2 separate regions of the Homo sapiens genome follow, and region 2 is linked to region 1. A link is an interaction called in ENCODE POLR2A ChIA-PET data of the cell type or tissue named here. Cell type or tissue: Caco-2. All regions are shown on one strand. Links, peaks and the distances in the headings refer to the core of each region. The heading gives the core; the rest is flanking DNA.

Region 1 (11,206 bases), core at 1,834-9,833:
GGAGGAGACAAACGTTCAAACTGTATCAATTTCCTGCTACCCTATAAGCTCTGCGAGGGCAGAAACTTTTTTTTTTTTTTTGATACGGAGTTTCGCTCTCATTGCCCAGGCTGGAGTGCAGCGCCGCAACCTCAGCTCATTACAACCTCCGCCTCCTGGGTTCAAGCGATTGTCCTGCCTCAGCCTCCTGAGTAGCTGTAGCTGGGATTACAGACATGCACAACCATGCCCCGCTAATTTTTATACTTTTAATAGAGACAGGGTTTCACCATGTTCGTCAGGCTGGTCTCGAACTCCTGACTTCAGGTGATTCACCGGCCTCGGCTTCCCAAAGTGCTGGGATTACAGGCATGAGCCACCACGCCCGGCCAAGGGCAGAAACTGTTATACCTTGTTCACCGCTGTTTCCTGGGCACCTATTATAGTGCCTGGTATATAGTAGGAGCTCAAGAAGTGTTTGTTAGGGCCTGATGTGTTGGCGCAAGCCTGTAATCCCAGCTTTTTGGAAGGTGGGGGCCAGAGGATTGCTTGTGCCCAGGAGTTCAAGGCCAGCCTGGGCAACGTAGTGAGACCCTGTCTCTAGAAAAAATAATAAACTGGCCAGGCACGGTGGCTCACACTTGTAATCCCAGCACTTTGGGAGGCCGACGTGGGCAGATCATCTGAGGTCAGGAGTTCAAGACCAGCCTAGTGAACATGGTAAAACCCCATCTCTACTAAAAATATAAAAATTAGTCAGGCATGGTGGCATGCACCTGTAATCCCAGCTACTCGGGAGGCTGAGGAAAGAGAATTGCTTGAACCCAGGAGGCAGAGGTTGCAGTGAGCTGAGATCATGCCACTGCACTCCAGTCTGGGCAACAGAGCGAGACTCCGTCTGAAAAAAAAAAAAAAAAAAAAAAAAGACAAGAAAAAATAATAAATTTAGCTGGGTGTGGTGTTACATGACTGTAATCCCCGCTACTTGGGAGGCTAAGGTGGGAGGATCACTTGAGCCCAGGTGACGGAAGCTGCAGTGAGCCATAACGAAGCTGCAGTGAGCCATAATCATCCGCCTGTACTTCAGCCTGTGTAACAGAAGGGGACTCTGTCTCAAAAAAAGTAAAAAAAAGAAAAAGAAATATTCATTGGGAAAATAAAAAAAGAGTGAACAAGCAAAGTTTCAGGAGAGTACTGTGAATGTGGGTCGTGTCAGTAGAGTGTAGGGAGTTGGGCAGGAGCGGCTGGACTTGAAGAGCAGGTTGGTGGAGACCAGGTCATTTATCGTAAGCAGTTTGCCCTGTAGCATGTAGATCAAATATCCCACATTGGCTGCTGGCGACTGAACTGGGCTTCCTGTTTCTGTGTTTGGTTTGACCATCACAGTGTTGAAGAACTATTGAAGTGAATACCTTGCAGTTTGCTACAGTTCCCCCTGGTCTCCCACATTACTCTGGCCTCATTCCCTCCTGTAGGTTGCCTGACCTGCTGAGACCTGTGTTTGCTATCCCTGCAGATGGGTGGGTAGGAGGTGATTTAAGGAGGAAGATTTAATATATGAGTTATAGAAAGATAAATAGACTGGGCACAGTGGCTAAAGCCTATAATCCTAGCACTTTCGGAGGCGAAGGCGGGAGGATTAGTTTGACCCAGGAGTTCAAGACCAGTCTGGGCCACATAGTGAGACCCCGTCTCTACAAAAAATTAAAAAATTAGCCAGGCATGGTGGCATTCACCTGTAATCCCAGCTACTCAGGAGGCTGAAGTGGGAGGATAGCTTGACCCCAGGAGTTGAAAGCTGCAGTAAGCAGTGATCTTGCCACTGCACTCCAGTCTGAGTGACAGAGTGAGACCCTATCTCAGAAAAAAAAAAGCAAGAGAGAGGTAAATAGATCTAGCATTGGTGGGAGTGTGCTTTTGAGTGCTCTTTAGGAGAAATTTTTATTTTAATATTTTTTTCTTCTTTAAATTTTTTATATTCCAGCAGGCTGGGTCCATTCTCTCCCCTTTAATTTCTCAAACACAAAGCGCCCTGCCAGAATCTCAAGTTGGATCTGCAGTAGATCACCATTAACATAGCAGCCTGATATGTTGTAAGTCCTTATGCCAGGAACTGTGCAGGATACAAAATGTAAGAGAAGGCTGGAATAGAGCATCTCTGGGGGAAACGAGAGCCAGAGATACAGCGGTGTCCCATGGAGACAGCCAGCTGGTGTTCGGTAGTGCTTTGTGGAAAGGCTGTACTTTGGTAAGGTCTCCACATCTGCAATGTGGCCTTCAATATTATAGGTCCCCAAACTCCAGGTTTTTACATTCCCTGCATAGGTCAGGGTTGTAGGGAGTGATTCACCCTAGCAGAACTCCCTGGTTTTTAAGGCAGGTGTTCCATTTATTAATTGACAAAGGATGCAAATTTCTCCTTTGGTAACCTGATGAGTTAGGTCTTTTCCCCAGGGACTCCCTTTCCACCTGAAGTTTCTTGGAAAACTAAGCAGAGGATGAGGGAAAGGCTGTGAACAAGCTTGCTGGTCCATCCCGGTCCTAAAAAAGAGCATACGTCTTCTGTAACCAGAAGACCTTTTTCACTAGTCAAGGCTGGGCAGACTGAGATGAGGTGTGTGTGTGTGTGTGTGTGTGTGTGTGTGAAGGCTGGGCAGACTGAGATGAGTGTGTGTGTGTGTGTGAAGGCTGGGCAGACTGAGATGAGGGGTGTGTGTGTGTGTGTGTGTGTGTGTGTATGTTTTCTCACTCTGTCACCCAGGCTGGAGTGCAGTGGGATCAGAGCTCACTGCAGCTTCTACTTCTGCAGCTTCCACTTTGATCCTCCCACTTCAGCCTCCAAAGTAGCTGGGACTATAGGAATGTGCCCCCGCACCCAGCTCATTTTCTAATTTTTTGTAGAGATGAGGTTTCACTGTGTTACCCAGGCTGGTCTTGAACTTTTGGCCTCATGGGATATCCTCCTGCCTTAGTCTCCCAATGGGCTGGGATTATAGGTGTGAGCCACCTCACCTGACCTGTGATGAGTTTTCAACAATGTGATTCCTCTTTTACAGAACCACCTAAGCTAAATATTCTTTTGAGAACAAGGGCTAGCCTGTAGTTTCATTGCCTTTTTTCCATTTGTGGTTTTTGCCAGGTGGAATTTAAATGACCTCTTATCAAGATGGATAAACCCAAGTTTCCCAGTGCTGGAATATAGAAAATGGATGGACAAGTAAGTCCCACTCAGCACCCATAGCCCAGACATGGGGACCTCAACACACCTGGGCCCCAGACATCACCTTTCATTGTGAGTAGCTCAGAGATGACACTTTTGGTTGTTAAGTGCCCACTGGCAGTAGTTTCTGTAATAGCAAGTGAAGGAATAAATAGTCACCAAAACATTTTCTGTTCCCAATTCCAACATTTAATTGGATGAGATAATTATTTTATGAAGAATTTTCATATGGCACAGTCATGGCCATATCTTCAAGTCAACAGAAAAATTCTATTAAACAGTCAACCTTCTGTCTCACTCTGTTGCCCAGACTGGAGTGCAGTGGTGCAATTATGGCTCACTGCAGCCACAACTTCCTGGGCTCAAGCAATCCTCCCACCTCAGCCTCCCAAAGTGCTGGAATTATAAGCAGACAGCCACCATGCCTGAAAGCTCGACAGTTTACATCAAGTGTAATAAGAATGCTCACGCCCTGTGACTCACAGTAATCTCACTTCTGGAAATACCATCTTTGGATATAATTCAACCTAAACAAAAGGTCATATGCACACAGTGAAAATCCGGATGTAATTTTTTTCTCTTTTTAAAAAAAATATGGAATGATTCAGAAACTTGCATGTCGTTCTTGCACAGAGGCCATGCCAATCTCCCTATTGTTCCAACTGTAGTATACGTGCTACTGAAGCAAGCATGAGTAATTTAAGATAAAGTGGTTAAGTGGAATAAGGAAGAGTTATGGGGAATTTAAAAATTTATGGTATTTATAGGCACCTAGTAACAGCTCAGTAAATATTAGCTGCTACTTTTATTATTTTTATGGTAATTCCACTCAATTAAAAACTGTCATTAAAAATTACCATTGTCATGGAACATAATGTATCCTACAGTATAATTGTAAAAACAGATACAATTTGTCTCTTGGTATATTGGGGGGATTAGTTCCAGCTCCCCCATTTCTGTGTACACCAAAATCCACCCATACTCACTGCAGCCTAGACTTTTCAGGCGCAAGGGATCTTCCCACCCCAGACTCCAAAGTAGCTGGAACTATAGGTGTGCACCACCACCACACCTGGCTAATTTTTTTTCTTTTTTTGGTAGACACAGGGTCTCACTATGTTGCCCAGACTGGTCTCCAACTCCTGTCCTCAAGCGATCCTCCTGCCTAGGCTTCCCAAATTGCTGGGATTACAGGCATGAGCCACCATGCCTGGCCTCTGCTAGTTCTGTATTCTCTAGAGTTGTCTTTCATTTGTGCTAGTGTGTCACTCATTACGCCAATCCTCTGTTATAATTAATACTTTTTATATTAAATTTACATATATATATATATTTTTTTACTTTTTTTTTGTTTTTTATTGGTACTGGGTCTCACTCGATCACCTAGGCTAAAGTGCAGTGGCACGATCTCTGCTCATGGCTACCTCCACTTCCCAGGCTCAAGCAATTCTCCTTCCTCAGCCTCCTGAGTAGCTGGGATTACAGATATGTGCCACCACGCCTGGCTAATTTTTGTGTTTTTTGTAGAGACGGTGTTTCGCCACGTTTCCCAGGCTGGTCTCAAACTCCTGAGCTCAAAGCGATCACCCGCCTTGGCCTCCCAAAGTGCTGGGATTACAGGTGTGAGCCACTATGCCCATTTTAGTTTAAACTTCTGAGTGGTTTATATCTCCTGATTGGACTCCTAGAAATACAGAATTGATGCTGGGAAGGGTACCAGGAGATGGACCCACACAGATGGGATTTAGGCATAGGTTTGGTTATCCAAGGAGCAGAGCTGAGCTATTTGCCAGTGGGACATGGGATGCTGATGATTTCTAGGAAGTGACCTCACAATGACTCAAGCTACCACTTAATGTTGATTGTGATGAAATGCCAGCCGAGGCATATGCCATTCAAGCTAAGGGTGCTACACTTGACCACTGCGGCAGTATAGATGAGTCTGAAGAATGGTATGGGATGGATACTTACGAATGCACTCGAGCAGGGGTCTCCATCCACAGGGCCACAGAGCCAGAGGTGAGCAGCAGGTGAGTGAGGGGAAACTTCATCTGTATTTATAGCCCCTCCCCATTGCTCACATGACCACCTGAGCGCCATGTCTTGTCAGATCAGCGGCAGCATTAGATTCTCATAGGAGCATGAACCCTGTTGTGAAGTGTGCAGGTAAGGGATCTAGGTTGCGTGCTCCTTATGAGAATCTAATGCCTGTTTCTCCCTTCGCCCCAGATGGACAGTCTAGTTGCAGGAAAATAAGTTCAGAGATCCCACTGATTGTACATTATCATGAGTTGTAGAATTATTTCATTGTATATTACAATGCAATAATAATAGAAATAAAGTGCACAATATATGTAATGCACTTGAATCATCCTGAAGTCATTCCCTCCACCACCAGTCTGTGGGAAAAATTGCCTTTCATAAATTCACTCTGTTTTTTTGCATAGAGACAGGGTCTTAATGTGTTGCCCAGGCTGATCTCAAACTGCTGGGCTCGAGTAATCCACCCCTCTCAGCCTCCCAAAGTGTTGAGATTACAGGCGTAAGCTACCACGCTCAACCAAGACTGAATTTCTTAAATAAAAATTAGGGGAGATTACTTGAGCCCAGGAGGTCGAGGCTGCAGTGAGCCCTGATTGCACCACTGCATTCCAGCATAGGTAACAGAATGAGACTCAGTCTCAAAAAATAAAATAAAATAAAAATTAGACTGGGCATGGTGGCTCACGCCTGTAGTCCCAGCACTTTGGGAGGCCGAGGCAGGCAGATCACGAGGTCAGGAGATTGAGACCATCCTGGCTAACACGGTGAAACCCCATCTGTACTAAAAGTACAAAAAATTAGCCAGGTTTGGTGGCAGGTACCTGTAGTCCCAGCTACTCGGGAGGCTAAGGCAGGAGAATGGTGTGAACCCAGGAGGCAGAGCTTGTAGTGAGCCGAGATTGCGCCACTGCACTCCAGCCTGGGCAACAGAGCAAGACTGTCTCAAAAAAAAAAAAAAAAAAAAAAAAAAAATTAACCCTTTATGAAGTTCCCAGTAATTCTTTCCTTCCTAAGTGTTCCCCATAAGGCTTTGAATTTTGTTTGCTTTTCACATACCATTTAAAACGTTTAAGAACTTGTGTCTGTCTGTGTCATCCCTTTTTTTTTTTTTTTAAAGAATATCTTTTTGTCACTTCCAGCTGGATCTACCATGAAAGACTTCAGAGTCCAGGAAGAGAGACTGATTGGGCAACATGTTATTCAGTTACAAAAAGACTTGGACTATGACTCAAAAATGATCAAATAATAGTGCATGCATCCAATGCAATAAGAAGCACTTCTGGAGGGTGAGAGAAGCATCCAGTTAAGGTGACATTGAAGCTGGGTCCTGAAAGATGAGGAAGAATTGTATGAGAGTGGGCAGAGAAGGGGGAGGTGGAGGGATGGGGAATGGGCTGAGATGGAGTGAGCTGCTCAAGCAGGGAAACCAGCACTGTAAAGACCTGGTCAATAAAGATGGCACATTTTATTCAGGGAATGGTGAATTAATTGTGGCAGGAATGCTTTGGAGAGAGAGTAATTTGCTTGTATGGAATTTTGCCCAAGAGACCTCATTACAGTTTCTAATCTTTTGATGTTATCGTCTATCACTGTCCTTGTCAGATAGTTTGGAATAGGTATAATGATCACAATAACATCAAGCATAATATTTCATTAATTCTCACAAAATCACAGGTAGGTGCCACAGTTATCCCCATTTTGTGAATGAAGTGATGAAGACTTAGGAATGATGAGTGATTGCCCAAGCTCACCTGGATATTAAGAGTGAGTCAAATGTTGGGTCTGGTCTGACTTTAATGTTTGCTTTGTTCATGAGCACCACATGTTGCCTCTCCTATGCAGTTAAGCAGGTAGACAGGTGAAAGAAAAGCCCGTGTTTGTCTCTACTCACACACTTCTGACTGAATGTGTGTGTGGAATTTCTACACCAAGTTCTCCAATGCTCTGGATATTAACTGGGTATCCCACAATTTTATTCTGACACTTCTTGGAGTTGGTGTAGACCCCACAGGTTACGGGCTCAGTCCCACGAGACCACCCTCGCTTCACATGCCAATGGCAAGTCCTAGGTTGTCACCTATACTTTTGACCAACCTGTTACAAATCAGGGGTTCCCATGACCCCCTTCTTGGGGTTTAATCATTTGCTAGAACAGCTTACGGAACTCAGAAAAACAGTTTGTTTCCTTTTTTTCTGAGAGACAGGGTCTCATTTTGTTGCCCAGGCTGGTGTGTAGTGGTGCAGTCACAGCTCACTGCAGCTTCGACTGCCTGGGATCAAGTGGTCCTGACCACCTCAGCCTCCCTAGTAGCTGAGACTACACGCTTGCGCCACTATTTCTGGCTAATTTATTTTTTGTAGAGATGGGGTCTTGTTATGTTGCACAGGTTGGCCACAAATTCCTGGGCCCAAGTGATCCTCCCACCTCAGCCTCTTTGAAGCGCTGGGATTACAGATGTGAACCACCACATCGGGCCAGTTCATTTCCTGTTACTGGTTCCTTGTAAAGGATGCACTGCAGATCCAGCGGTGTAAAGGATACATCTTTGTAAAGGATACATCGCAGATACATTATCCAGCTGATGAAAGAGATGTACATGCCAGATGCAGTGGCTCACACTAATCCCAGCACTTTGGGAGGCCGAGGTGGGAGGATTGCTTAAACTCAGGAGTTTGAGACCAGCCTGGGCAACATGGTGAAACCCTGTCTCTAAAAAATTTTTAAAAAGCTGGGCACGGTGGCTCAAGCCTGTAATCCCAGCACTTTGGGAGGCCAAGGTGGGCGAATCACGAGGTCAGGAGTTCGAGACCGGTCTGACCACCATGGTGAAACCCCGTCTCTACTAAAAATGCAAAAATTAGCCAGGCATGGTGGCGTGCTCCTATAATCCTAGCTTCTCAGGAGTCTGAGGCAGGAGAATCGCTTGAACCCGGAAGGTGGAGGTTGCAGTGAGCTGAGATCACACCACTGCACTTTAGCCTGGGCGACAGAACTAGACTCTGTCTCAATAAATAAATAAATTGAGTGGGGTGATGTGTACCTGTAGTTCCAGTTACTACAGAACTAGACTCCGTCTCAATAAATAAATAAATAAATAAATAAATAAATAAATAAATGAGCGCAGTGGCGTGCACCTGTGGTTCCAGTTACTAGGGAAGCTGAGGTGGGAGGATGTTTTGATCTGGGGAGGCTTAGGTTGCAGTGAGGTAAGATTGTGCCATTGCACTCTAGCCTGGATAAAAGAGCCAGACACTTTCTCAAAAAAAAAAAAAAAAAAATGCCCGGGGCAGGGTAAGTGGGGAGGGGCACAGAGCTCCCATGCACTTTGTTGAACATGCTACCCTCCCAGCATCTCCTATGTTCAGCAACCCAGAAGCTCTGCAATCCCTGTTGTTCAGGGTGTTTATGGAGGCTTTATTATGCAAGCACGATTGATAAAATCCTTGGCCACTGGTGATTAAGTCAGTCTCCAGCCAGTCTTGCCTCCTGGAGTTAAGTGGGTGAGACTGAAAGTTCCAAGCCTCTAATCATGTGGTTGCTTTTTCTGGCAATCAGCCCTCCTCCTAAAGAAATCTAGGAGCTTGCAGCCACTCATCATCTCAACAATACCCCCAAATGCATTCTTATCATGCTGGAGATCCCAAAGTTCTTAAAGGCTCTTGGGTTAGAAATCTGGGACAAAGACCAAATATTAAAACAAAAGATGCTCCTATCACCTCTAACACTGAGGTCTTTATAAAAGCTTTAGAAGCTCTGTGCCAGGAACCAGGGACAGAGACCAAATATATTTTTCTTTTCTTTTTTTGAGACAAAATCTCCCCGTGTCATCCAGGCTGGAGTGCAGTGATGTGATCATAGCTCACTATAGCTTTGACCTCCTGAGCTCAAGTGATCCTCCCACAGCAGCCTCTCAAGTAGCTGGGACTACACATGCATGTCACCCATGCCCAACTCATTTTTGTAGAGATGAAATTTAGTTATGTTGCCCAGACTGATCTCAAACTCCTGGGTTAAAGCGATCATCTCACCTCAGCCTCTCAAGTAGCTGGGAGTACAGGCACACACCACCATGTCTGACTAATATTCATTTTTATTTTTTTGTAGAGGTGGGGTCTCACTGTTGTCCTGGCTAGTTTCAAACTCTGGGCCTCAAGTGTTCCTCCTGCTTTGACCTCCCAAAGTGTTGGGATTATGGGTGGCAGCCACCATGCCCAGCAATTACAAGGATTTTTTTTTTTTTTGGTTGTTTTTTTTTTTGAGACGGAGTTTCGCTCTTGTTGCTCAGGCTGGAGTGCCGTAGCGCAACCTCTGCCTCCTGGGTTCAAGCAGTTCTCCTGCCTCAGCCTCCAGAGTAGCTGGGAATACAGGCATGCGCCACTATGCCCGGCTAATTTTTGTATTTTTAGTAGAGACGGGGTTTCTCCCTGTTGTTCAGGCTGGTCTCGAACTCTTGACCTCAGGTGAATCACAAGGATCTTTATAAAAGAAAGAGGGTAGGAGAGTCAGAACTGGAGCAGGAGATGTGGTGATGGAAGTCGAGGTCAGAGAGGGAGATTTGAAGATGCTTCACTTCTGGCTTTGAAGATGGAGTAAGGGGCCATGATCCAAGGAATGGGGGTGGCTTCTAGAAGCTGGAAAAGCCAAGAGAACACGTTAGAGCCTTCAAAAGGAATGCAGCCCTGCTGACACCTTGACTTTAGCTTTAATAGACCTAGTTGGGGCTTCAAGGCCCCAAGAATTGTAAGATGGTTTATTTGTGGTGTTTTTAGCCACTAAATGTAGGAAAGTTTGTTGCAGCCACAAGAAGAAATGAACATAAAGCCAGGCATGGTGGCTCATGCTGGTAATCCCAGCACTTTAGGAATCCAGGCAGGAGGATCACTTGAGGCCAGGAGTTCAAGACTAGCCTGCACAACATAGTGAGACCCTGTCTCTACAAAAAATTTTAAAAATGGCTGGGCACGGTGGCTTGCACCTGTAATTTCAGCACTTTGGGAGGCTGAGGCAGGCAGATCACCTGAGGTCAGGAGTTCGAGAACAGCCTGGCCAACATGGCAAAACCCCATATCTACTGAAAATACAAAAGTTAGCCGGGTATGGTGGCATGCGCCTGTAATCCCAGTTACTGGGAAGGCTGAGGCAGGAGACACCCTTGAAACTGGGAGGTGGAGGTTGTAGTGAGTCAGGATCGCACCATTGCACTCCAGCCTGGGCGACAAGAGTGAAACTCCATCTTAAAATAAGATAAAATAAAATAAAATAATAAAAGAAATCAGCCAGGCTTGATGACATGCACCTGTAGTCCCAGCTACTAGGGAGGCTGAGGTGGGAGGATTGCTTGAGCCTGGGAATTAGAGGTTGCAGTGAGCTGTGATTGCACCACTGCGCTCCAGCCTTGGTGGCAGAGTGAGATCTTGTCTTCACAAAAAAAAAAAAAAAAAAAAAAAAGAATAAATGAGCATGGTGGGCAAGGGGACAGATGGCAATAGAATAGTCAGGGGTGGCCTCCTAAGTAAAAATTAAGCAAAGACTTGAAGGAGGGGAAGGAGTTGGCCAAGGTGCTGTGGGAAGAGCATTGTAGGCAGAAACAACGGAATAAGGTGTCTGAGGTGTGTCTGAGGCTCTGGAAGGAGGCTAGTGGAGCAGAAGGAGAGAGGGAGAAAATTAGGGCAGCAGGCCAGAGATTTGCTGGGCAGGGATCGGTACAGACTGTGTAAGCCCTGGGAGGTTATTGCTGGGCTAGATGGGAAATTCAGGAGGGTTCTGAGCAGAGAGGCGACATGATCTGTCTGCCGATTTAAAAGCATTCTCTGGCTGCTGAGTTGAGAAAGACTGTGGGAAGATTTGGATAGAAGCATGGGGGCCAAGTTGTGGCAACATCGAGGTGGGAGATGATAGTGGTCTTGACCAGGGTCGTGGTGGTGGTGAGAGATAGTCAGAGGAGAGAAGTTGGGGAGGAGGCC
Region 2 (11,206 bases), core at 989-8,988, 56 kb after region 1:
TGTGGTTTGGTAGGGTTGGAAGCTCCAGGGGAACCAGCCTGGGCAACATAGTGAGACCCCATCTCTTAAAAAAAAATTAGCCGGCCATGGTGGCATGTGCCTGTAGTTCCAATTACGTAGGAGTCTGAGGTAGGAGGATCACTTGAGCCCAGGAGGTTGAGGCTGCAGCAAGCTATGATAGTGCCACTGCACTCCAACATGGGCAACAGAGCAAGACCTTGTCTCAAAAAAAGGCAGCAGCTCCAAAGAAGTAGGTTATGCCCATGGCCAGTACTCACTGAGTATTTCCTCCCTGCTTAGAATGCCTGACAAATGTGACTTCATGAATCCACATACACCAGGCAGGTACTGTCACCCTCATTATATAGAAGTGGCAATATTATTCTCACCCCCATTTTACAGAGGTGGGGACTGAGGCACAGAGAAGCTAACCACTCCTTAGGGCCAGGCAGCTGATAGTGAATCGCAGAGCCAGGATTCAGACCTAAAAGAGTTTGACTCCAGGGACAGCATAATTGGAGGTGAAGAAGTGGAGGCGGTAAATGAAACACCACGCTTTTGAGAGATGGTGTTTCTCTTTCCACGCTTCTGCTGGAAAGAAGAACAGATAGGTACAAGAGGATGTTTGCATGTCAACAGGAAGGACCCATGTGGAGGCTGAAACTGATGATGCTGTGGAGGGGGTGCTGAGAACTGAAGTCTTTGAGGAGGTGAGAAGGATCTGAGGTTTAAGTTGAGGTGCTGGCATTTCCCAGGAGCATCGTCTGGTAACTCTGAAGTGGAGCCTAACCGTTTAGAGCAAGATTACCCCTGGACTCAACTTCTCCCCTTCGCCATCCCCCACTGGCCTCCAGAGGCTCCACTCTGCTCTCCTTCTAGCCCTCTTGCTAAAAGATAGCTGGCCAGGTGCAGTGGCTCACACCTGTCATGCCAGCACTTTGGGAGGCCGAGGAGGGAGGATCACTTGTGGACAGGAGTTTGAGACCAGACTGGGCAACATAGTGTGAGACCCCCATCTCCACAAAATTCAAAACTTAGCCGGGCATGATGGCATACGCTGTAGTCCCAGCTACTCAGGAGGCTGAGGCCAGAGGATTGCTTGAGCCTGGGAGTTTGTGGCCGCAGTCAGCCATGATCACACCACCGTACTCAAGCCTGGATGACAGAAAAAGACCCTGTCTCAAAAATAAATAAAATAAAAGCCTTCCTACAGGAAGCTCCTGCACAGGCCTGACCCTTCCAGAAACAATTGGGCCCAGGAGCCAGTGTCCCAAGAGCAGCTCTGCCAACTGGAGCCCGAGCCTAGCTCTGGACACATCAGTGATTCTCCACCCAACAATGACTGTCGGGATCCTTAACGTAGAGGCCATCTGTGTTGGCCTCTGCAGTGTCATCAAAGGAGCCACACCAGGCTCCTTTGAACTCTCTTAGGTACTGCACTTGCCCCTGCTCCAAGCAGAATGTTCTTATCCTTTGTTTCGTCCTCTCTCCCCCTCCCTCTTCCTCTTGCCCAACCTTCTGTCTCAGTTTAGCAGTCACATCCTCAGACAACCCTTTTCCCATTCCCCCAACTAGGTGAGAACCTCCTGTTAGGTACTCCTGTCACAATGGATCCTACTTGTTTTTGTTTGTTTGTTTGTTTTTTTGAGACAAAGTTACTCTGTCACCCAGGCTGGAGTGCAGTAGTGCAGTCTCAGCTCACTGCAACCTCTGCCTCCCAGGTTCAAGAAATTCTCCTGCCTCAGCCTCCCGAGTAGCTGGGACTACAGGCATGCACCACCACACCCAGCTAATTTTTGTATTTTTAGTAGAGACGGAGTTTTGCCATGTTGGTCTTGAACTCCTGACCAAAGGTGATCTGCCTGCCTCAGCCTCGAAAAGTGCTGGGATTACAGATGTGAGCCACCACGCCCAGCTGATCCTCCTCCTTCTTTTTTTTTTTTTTTCAAGACAGGGTCTCACTCTGTTGCCCAGACGGGATTGTGGTGGTGTGATCACGGCTTACTGCAGCCCCACCTCCCAGCCTCAAGTGATTCTCCCACCTCAGCCTCCTGAGTTGCTGGGGCCACAGGCATGTGCCACCACACCTGGCTAGTTTAAGAATTTTTTTTTTTTTTTAGAGATGGGGTCTCACTATGTTGTCCAGGCTGGTCTTGAACCCCCAGCCTCAAGCAATCCCCCCTACCTTGGCCTCCTGAATAGCTGGGACTATAGGTGTATACCACCATGCCCAGCTAATTTGTATTACAGGGTCTTGCTATGTGGTCCAGGCTGGTCTTGAATTCCTGGGATCAAGTGATCCTCCTGCCTAGGCCTCCCCAAGTGCTGAGATTGCAGGCATGAGTCACTATGCATGGCCCTGAGATCTTTTATAGTGCTCTTGCATCTTGCAATTCTTTCTGCAAGTGTCTGCATTCCATGCTAGACTATAACCTTCATGAAGGCAGGTTTTGTTTACCACAGTTATTTCCAGTGCCTGGGACATAGTAGGTGCTCAGTAATTATTTGCTAAATAAGCAAATGAACTGGCAGCTGTTTTACAGCCCATGTGGTATGTATATGGCTCAGATAACGTTGTATTCAAGATTTTATTCTCTGCCCACATTTCACTACACATTTTTTTTTTTTTTTGAGATGGAGTCTTATTCTGTAGCCCAGGCTGGAGTGCAGTGGTGCAATCTTGGCTCACTTCAACCTCCGCCTCCCGGGTTCAAGTGATTCTCCTGCCTCAGCCTCCCAAGTAGCTGGGATTACAGGTGCCTGCCACCATTCCCAGGTAATTTTTGTATTTTTAGTAGAGATGGGGTTTCACCATGTTGGCCAGGCTGGTCTCAAACTCCTGACCTCAGGTGATCCACCTACCTCGGCCTCCCAAAGTGTTGGGATTACAGGCGTGAGCTACTGCGCCCAGCCAACTATACATTTTTGAAGCCCTCCTGATCACTTCCTTGGTTACTCTCATCTTTGTTTGAAGTTCAATATATTACTTTTTTTTTTTTTTTTTTTTTTTTTTTGGAGACAGAGTCTCACTCTGTCCCCCAGGCTGGAGTGCAATGGCATGATTCCGGCTCACTGCAACCTCTGCCTCCCAGGTTCAAGTGATTCTTTTGCCTCAGTCTCCCGAGTAGCTGGGATTACAGGTGTGCACCACCATGCCTGGCTAATTATTATTATTATTATTATTTTAGACAGAGTCTCGCTCTGTCACCCAGGCTGGAGTGCAATGGCATGATTTCAGCTCACTGCAGCCTCCGCCTCCTGGGTTCAAGCGACTCTCCTACCTCAGCCCCCTGAGTAGCTGGGACTATAGATGTGCACCACCATGCCTGACTAATTTTTGTATTTTTAGCAGAAACAGGGTTTCACCATGTTGGCCAGGCTTCTCTTGAACTCCTGACCTTAGGTGATCCACCTGCCTCGGCCTCCTAAAGTGCTGGGATTACAGGTGTGAGCCACCACTCTTGGCCAATTTTTTTTTTTTTTTTTTTTTTTTTTAGTAGAGATGGGGTCTTGCCATTGTTGGCCGGGCTGGTCTTGAACTCCTGGCCTCAAGTGATCCACCCGCCTCGGCCTCCCAAAGTCCTGGGATTACAGGCGTGAGCCACCACGCCTGGCTAGATATGTTGTATTTAAGATTTTATTCTCCTCTGCGCACTATATTTCACTATACAGTTTTGAAGCATTCCTGATCATTTACATGATTACTGTCATCTTTGCTTGAAGGTATGTTAAAAAAGAGTTTAATTCATTATATTACTTTGTGGTCATTCATCTAAAATAGAGTTATGTTACCCTTGTGTGTTATTGATTCTTCCCAGCAGGATGCCTGGTTTGCTTTTATGTGAACCAACAGAGCTTTACAACATCCTGAATCAGGCCACAAAACTCTCCAGATTAACAGACCCCAACTATCTCTGTTTATTGGGTAAGTACTTGGAAAAAAGCGGAGGAGGTCAAACACAGTGTCCTTCAAACATTATTTTTGATGAGTTAACAAACTTTTGGCGGGGTGGGGGGCAGTGAATGACTTTAGAACAGGGATCCCTGGGCTGGGTGTGGTGGCACACGCCTGTAATCCCAGCACTTGGGAAGGCCAAGGTGGGCGAATCACTTGAAGCCAGGAGATCAAGACCAGCCAGGCCAACAGGGCAAAACCCCATCTCTACTAAAAATACAAAAAAATTAGCTGCAGTGGTGCATGCCTGTAATCCCAGCTACTCAGGAGGCTGAGGCATGAGAATTGCTTGAACCTGGAAGGTGGAGGTTGGAGTGAGCCGAGATTTGGGCCACTGCATTCCAGCCTGGGTGACAGAGTGAGACCCTGTCTCAAAAAAGAAAAAAAAAAATAAAAAAGAAGTCCGCAACCCCCAACCCCCAGTACCAGTCTGTGGTCTGTTAGGAACCAGGCAGCACAGCAGGAGGTGAGCAGCAGGTGAGCAGGTGAAGCAGAAGCTTCATCTGTATTTACAGCCACTCCCCATCGCTTGCATTACCGCCTGAGCTCCACCTGCTGTCAGATCAGCAGCAGCATTAGATTCTCACAGGAGCGCAAACCCTACTGTGAAGTGTGCATTCAAGGGATCTAAGTTGCGCTCTCCTTGTGAGAATCTAATGCCTGATGATCTGTCACTATCTCCTGTCACCCCCAGAAGGGACCGTCTAGTCACAGGAAAACAAGTTCAGGGTTTCCACTGATTCTACATGATGGTAGAATTATTTCATTATATATTACAATGTAATAATAATAGAAATGCACAAAAAATGTAATGGGCTTGAGTCATCCCCAAACCATCCCCGCCCCCCAGCCCACTGCCCTGTTCCGTGGAAAAATTGTCTTCCATGAAACCAGTCCCTGGTGCCAAAAAGATTGGGGATCGCTGCTTTAGAAAGCTGTTAAGAGGCCAGGTGTGGTGGCTTGTGCCTGTAATCCCAGTGTTTTGGGAGGCCGAGGTGGGCGGATCAACTGAGGTCAGGAGTTTGAGACCAGCCTGGCCAACATGGTGAAACCCCGTCTCTACTAAAAATACAAAAATTAGCCGGGTGTGGTGGCATGTGCCTGTGGTCCCAGCTACTAGGGAGGCTGAGGCAGGAAAATCGCTTGAACCCAGGAGACGGAGATTGCAGTGAGCCGAGATCATGCCACTGCACTCCAACCTGGATGGGGATTTAGTGTGAGCTCACTTCAAATTTGATTTCTTCCTTCCCCTTACCATTTTTATTTATTTATGAGACAGAATCTTGTTCTGTTGCCCAGGCTGGAGTGCAATGGTGTGATCTTGGCTTGCTGCAACCTCAGCCTCCAGATTTAAGTGATTCTCCTTCAGCCTCGTGAGTAGCTGGGACTACAGGCGCTGCCACCACGCCCGGCTAATTTTTGTATTTTTAGTAGAGATGGGATTTCGCCGTGTTGGCCAGGCTGGTCTTGAACTCCTGGCTCAAGTGATCCACCTGCCTCGGCCTTCCAAAGTGCTGGGGTTACAGGTGCATGCCACCGCGCCCAGCCCCACATCTCAAGTTTTAAACTGACAATGACTATCCCTTAACTGCCAAACAAATAGACGTTGATGACGACGTAGGTCCTCTGAGTAGTTTGGTCGTATGTTCCTTTGCAAATTCAGTTCTTAAATACGTTTCCTTTCCAGATGTCCGTTCCAAATGGGAGTATGACGAAAGCCATGTGATCACTGCCCTTCGAGTGAAGAAGGTACATGGGCAGCGTCAGGATCTGGGGCAGGCTGGCTACCTTGCAGTGGGGTGGGGAAGAGTGGGAAGTTTCACCCTCAATCCAGCGGGCAGCAGAAGCAGGACTGTTTTCTATGTGCCCACCGTGGTGGTCTTCCACACCTCTCACCCTCACACATTTTCTCAGGTGTCCTCCCATCCCCCAAGAATGGTCAACAACTCCATTAGACAAATACTGATTTAATTTTTGAGACCGGGTCTCGCTCTGTCATCCAGGCTGGAGTGCAGTGGCACAATCATAGCTCACTGCGGCCTTAAACTCCTGGGCTTGGCTGGGCATGGTGGTTCATGCCTGCAGTCCCAGCACTTTGTGAGGCTGAGACGGGCAGATCACCTGAGGTCAGGAGTTCAAGACCAGACTGGCCAACATGGTGAAACCCCATCTCTATTAAAAATACAAAAATTAGCCAGGTGTGGTGGCTTACGCCTGAGTCCCAGCTACTCAGGAGGCTGAGACATGAGAATCGCTTGGACCTGGGAGGCGGAGTTTGTAGTGAGCTGAGATCACGCCACTGTACTCTAGCCTGGGCAACAGAGTGAGTGTTGGTCTAAAAAATATATATATATCTCCTGGGCTCGAGCAATCCTACGCCGCTCAGCCTCCAGAGTAGCTGAGACTACAATGGGGAATGCCACCAGGCCTGGCTAATTTTTGTATTTTTTATAGAAATGGGGTTGCACTGTGTTGCCCAGGCTGCTCTTGAACTCCTGGACTCAAGCCATCCTCCTGCCTTAGCCTCCCAAAGCGCTGGGATTACACATGTGAGCCGCCTAAGCCTGGCCAAATATTGATTTAATTCCTTGATATGCCAGGTATTGTTCCAGACCCTGGGGATACAACAGAATACAACAGCCTGAGTTCATTGTCCCTGCCGTTGTGGAGCTTTCTTTTTTTGTTGTTTTTAATTATTTTTTCTGTTTTTATGTGTTGTTTTTATATATTTTTTTCATTTTTATCTTTATTTTTGGAGCTTTATGTTGTAAATTTTTAGGGACAGGGTCTTGCTCTGTCACCCGGGCAGGGGTGCAGTGGCACAATCATGGCTTGAACTCCTGGGTTCAATCAACCCTCCTATCTCAGCCTCCTGAGTAGCTGGGACTGCAGACTTGTGCCAACATGCTAATTTTTTTTTTTTAAAGACAGGATCTTATTATGTTGCCCAGGCTGTCATGGACCTTCTCTTCTATTTAGCAAACAGACAATAAACCCTAGAGATAATTGGCTATAATCCAAAGATGGAAGCATCTCCCTTTTTTCCTTCCCATCCCCTCCCCTCTTCCATTCCCCTCCTGTCCCCTCTTCCCTTCCCCATCCTGAGGAGTGGACAGAGCCCTGCACACAGTCACCATGTCCCCTACTGCAGCGAAACCTTTTCCCCACGCCTCCAGGGTGTCTTCTCCCTCATGATTGTGAAGCCTGGCAGCCTTTGCCCAGGACCCGTCTCTCCCCTCTGCAGTCCTGATCAAATTCTCTGCCCTGAACTTGGAGGTTCTCTTTGACTTTCCTGGTTTCTTTTCTTTATTCTTTTTTTTTTTCTTTTGAGACAGAATCTCTCCCTGTCACCCAGGCTGGAGTGCAGTGGCACAATTTCGGCTCACTGCAACCTCTGCCTCCCAGGTTCAAATGATTCTCCTGCCTCAGCCTCCAGCCTGTAGCTGGGATTACAGGCGTGCGCCACCACACCTGGCTAATTTTTTCTTATCTTTTTTTGTATCTTTAGTAGAGACAGGGTTTCACCATGTTGGCCAGGCTGGTCTGGAACTCCTGACCTCGTTATCTGCCTGTCTTAGCCACCCAAAGTGCTGGGATTGCAGGCGTGAGCCTGGCCTCCTGGTTTATTTTCTATCTCTTTGGTTCACCTTCATTTTCTCCTTCTGCCACCTGAATGTAACTGCTGGTCTGTCCTTGATCTCCACATCTGTCAGGGTACTTTCTTGCCAGAGATTTCACTGGAGCTTACAGCTGCAATGACATATCCACATGCAATTAGCATTCCTGGCAAGTTTACATCTAAAATTTTGGGCGGGGCATGGAGGCTTACTCCTGTAATCCTAGCACTTTGGTTGGCCGAAGCAGGAGGATTGCTTGAGTCCAGGAGTTCAAGACCAGCCTGGGCAACATAGCAAGACCCCTGTCTCTACAAAAAAATTGAAAAATTAACTCAGTGTGGTGGGGCACCTCTGTAGTACCAGCTACTTGGGAGGCCGAGATGGGAGGATCACTTGAGTCCAGGAGGCTGATTGCACCACTGCACTCCAGCCTGGGCGACAGAGCAAGACCCTGTCTCAAAAGTAATAAAATAAAACTTTGTCTTCTAAAATTCCCCTTTCCTCCCCATTCCCGCTGTACTTTTCCACACCCTGTCTCTGCTGCTTTTTTTTTTTTTTTTTTTTTTTTTTTTTTTTTTTTTGGAGACAGAGTCTTGCTCTGTCCTCCAGGCTGGAGTGCAGTGGTGCAATCTCAGCTCGCTGCACGCTCCACCTCCCGGGTTAACGCCATTATCCTGCCTCAGCCTCCCGAGTAGCTGGGACTATAGGCGCCCGCCACCATGCCTGGCTAATTTTTTGTATTCGTAGTAGAGACGGGGTTTCACCGTGTTAGCCAGGATGCTCTCGATCTTCTGATCTCATGATCCGCCCACCTCAGCCTCCCAAAGTGCTGGAATTACAGGCGTGAGCCACCGCGCCCGGCCTCTGTGCTGCTTTTTCTGCACATAACTCAATAACTCAGCAGGGAGCATGGGCAGGCTGTATTTTTCCAGGATATTTCCCCGTACAAATCCATCATTATTGTCTTTTTGTCTTTTTGTGTTTTTGAGACAGAATCTTGCTCTGTCTGTCTGCCCGGTGCAGTGGTACAATCTCAGCTCACTGCAACCTCCATCTCCCAAGTTCAAGGGATTCTCCTGCCTCAGCCTCCCTCGTAGCTGGGGTTACAGGCACCCGCCACCACACCTGGCTAATTTTTATATTTTTAGTAGAGATGGAGTTTCGCCATGTTGGCCAGGCTGGTCTTGAACTCCTGACCTCAGGTGATCCACCCGCCTTGACCTTCCAAAGTGCTGGGATTACAGGCATGAGCCACCACACCAGGCCCATAATCTTACTCTTAATCCCCATTGCAGGCCTTTTGCTGCAACCGATTCAGAGCCCCTCATGATGTATGGGCCTCTATTCCCACTCAGCTCTCAAGTCTGTGCATTTCTTTGATTCTGGCAGCACCTCCTGCTCTGGGCCTCTGCCCCTCAGCGTCTCCAATTCAGACTGATAGCTTTTTTTTTTTAATTTTTATTTTTATTTTTTGAGACAAAGTCTTGCTCTTGTCGCCCAGGCTGGAGTGCAGTGGCGCACTCTTGGCTCTTGCCTTCCCTCTCTAGCTTCCCAGTTAGCAGATTGAGGCCTTCAGGGCATTCCCAGCCCTAGCAGGACAGAAAGGCTCCCAGCCCCACCCCCCTCCCGCCCGTGTTCTCAGCCTTCTTAGATCTGACCACCTCTGTCTCCAGCCTCATTCCCAGTACACTTCCACTCTCACCTGACACCTTAGCAGCACTGTGCTGCCATGTTTCCTTCTATGATGCACATGTATCCCATACTGTAACTTTTTTTTGAAAACAGAATATGTCGTACTGTTGAATTTTTTTTTTTTTTTTTTTTTGAGACAGAGTCTCACTCTGTCGCCCAGGCTGGAGTGCAGTGGTACGATCTTGGCTCACTGCAACCTCCGCTTCCCAGGTTCAGGCAATTCTTCTGCCTCAGTCTCCCAAGTAGCTGGGACTACAGGCGCATACCACCACACCTGGCTAATTTTTGCATTTTTAGTAGAGATGGAGTTTCACCATATTGGTCAGGCTGGTCTCAAACTCCTGACCTTGTGATCCGCCTGCCTTGGCCTCCCAAAGTGCTGGGATTACAAGTGTGAGCCACCGCACCTGGCCAATTTGTATGGCTTTTTTTTGTTTTGTTTTTTTTGTTTTGTTGTTTTGTTTTGAGACAGGGTCTCACTCTCTCGCTTAGGCTGGAGTGCAATGGCACCATCACAGCTCACTGCAGCCTTAAACTCCCAGGATCAAGCAGTCCTCCCACCTTACCCTTCCCAGTAGCTGGGACCATAGGTGTGCACCACCACACCCAGCTAACTTGTATTTTTTGTAGAGATGGGGTCTCGCTATGTTACCCAGGCTGGTCTTGAACGCCTGGGCTCAAGCAGTCCTCCCTCCTCAGCCTCCCATAGTGCTGGGATGACAGGCATGAGCCACCAGGCCTGGCCTGATTTGTACTTTTAATATGGTAGTGTCTTTTTCCCTAAAAGTGGGTGTGGTGAATATCGGTTGTTTTTCTGCCCAACACCTCCCCCTTTTTGAGGGGAACGTCTCCTCTCTCTGCTCAAACCATGGGTTTCTAGTGGTGCTCTCTAAAGTAATATTCTGGCCAGGCACGGTGGCTTAAGTCTGTAATCCCAACACTTTGGGAGGCCGAGGTGGGGAGTTTGCTTGAGCTCAAGAGTTTGAGACGAGCCTGGACAACACAGTGGGACCTGAGAAGGCATCTGTTTACTGCCTTCTTTTTAAGTGGTGGTGGTGTTCTTGTTGTTTTGAGACAGTTTCACTCTGTTGCCCAGGCTTGAGTGCAGTGACGCGATCTCGGCTCACTGCAACCTCTGCCTCCCGGGTTCAAGCCATTCTCCTGCCTCAGCCTCTTTGGTAGCTGGTACTATAGGCGTGTGCCACCACACCTGGCTAATTTTTGTATTTTTAGTAGAGATGAGGTTTCACCATGTTGGCCAGGCTGATCTCGAACTGACCTCAGGTGATCCGCCCACCTTGGCCTCCCAAAGTGCTGGGATTACAGACATGAGCCTCCGCGCCCGGCCTTGTTGGTTTGAGACAAGTCTTGCTGTCACCCAGGCTGGAGCGCAGTGATGCAATCATAGCTCACTGCAGCCTCCACCTCCCAGACTCAAGTGATCCTCTCACCTCAGACTCCCGAGTAGCTGGGACTACATGTGCACCCTCCCACACCCGGCTTTTTTTGTCTCTACAAATATATCTATATATATAGATATAAATATATAAATTAGCCAAGTATGGTGGTGCATGCCCGTGGTCCCAGCTACTCAGGAGGCTGAAGTGCGAAGATCATTTGAGCCCAGGAATTCAAGGCTGCAGTGAGCGGTGACTGCACCACTGCAGTCCAGCCTGGGCAACAGAGTGAGACCCTGTCTCTAAAATAAAATAATATCCAGAACGCTGGCCACAGTGATTGGTCCTGGGTCTGGGATGAAAGCTGAGCCAATCAGAATTGGAATTAGAAGAAAGGTGTCTCTGTCCAGCCTGGTGGTGGAATTGGGAAGATGGGAGTCTGAGCATTGCTGGGGTTCGTGACTTAAGCCTCTGGAGGAAGCTGTCTGAGAAGGGGAAGTCAGTGTGGAGGGGTGGAGTGGGAAGCAGAGAGGAAGAGAGCCCGA

Evidence for each region. ChIA-PET counts read pairs that join two places held together with the same protein. Peaks named below come from ENCODE experiments on the same cell type or tissue, not always from the same donor. Only the 100,000 strongest peaks of a DNase experiment are listed, where the experiment ranks them.
Region 2: POLR2A ChIA-PET joins it to region 1 with 5 read pairs; 17 of 35 experiments call an interaction of 5 or more read pairs at or near these places.

Annotation. Positions count from the first base shown.
Region 1 is chr7:76,080,129-76,091,334 of GRCh38, reverse strand. It overlaps the pseudogene RNU6-863P. Among named protein-coding and RNA genes, the nearest start is that of MDH2, 38 kb to the right of the region's middle. In Caco-2, for the core only: no CTCF peak of the experiment used is centred there; no DNase peak of the experiment used is centred there.
Region 2 is chr7:76,023,140-76,034,345 of GRCh38, reverse strand. It overlaps STYXL1 (serine/threonine/tyrosine interacting like 1), which reads left to right. Exons shown (of 9, transcript NM_001317785.2): 2 at 3,819-3,925; 3 at 5,643-5,704. The coding sequence starts at 3,823. Among named protein-coding and RNA genes, the nearest start is that of STYXL1, 19 kb to the left of the region's middle. In Caco-2, for the core only: no CTCF peak of the experiment used is centred there; a DNase peak (open chromatin) is centred at 4,489.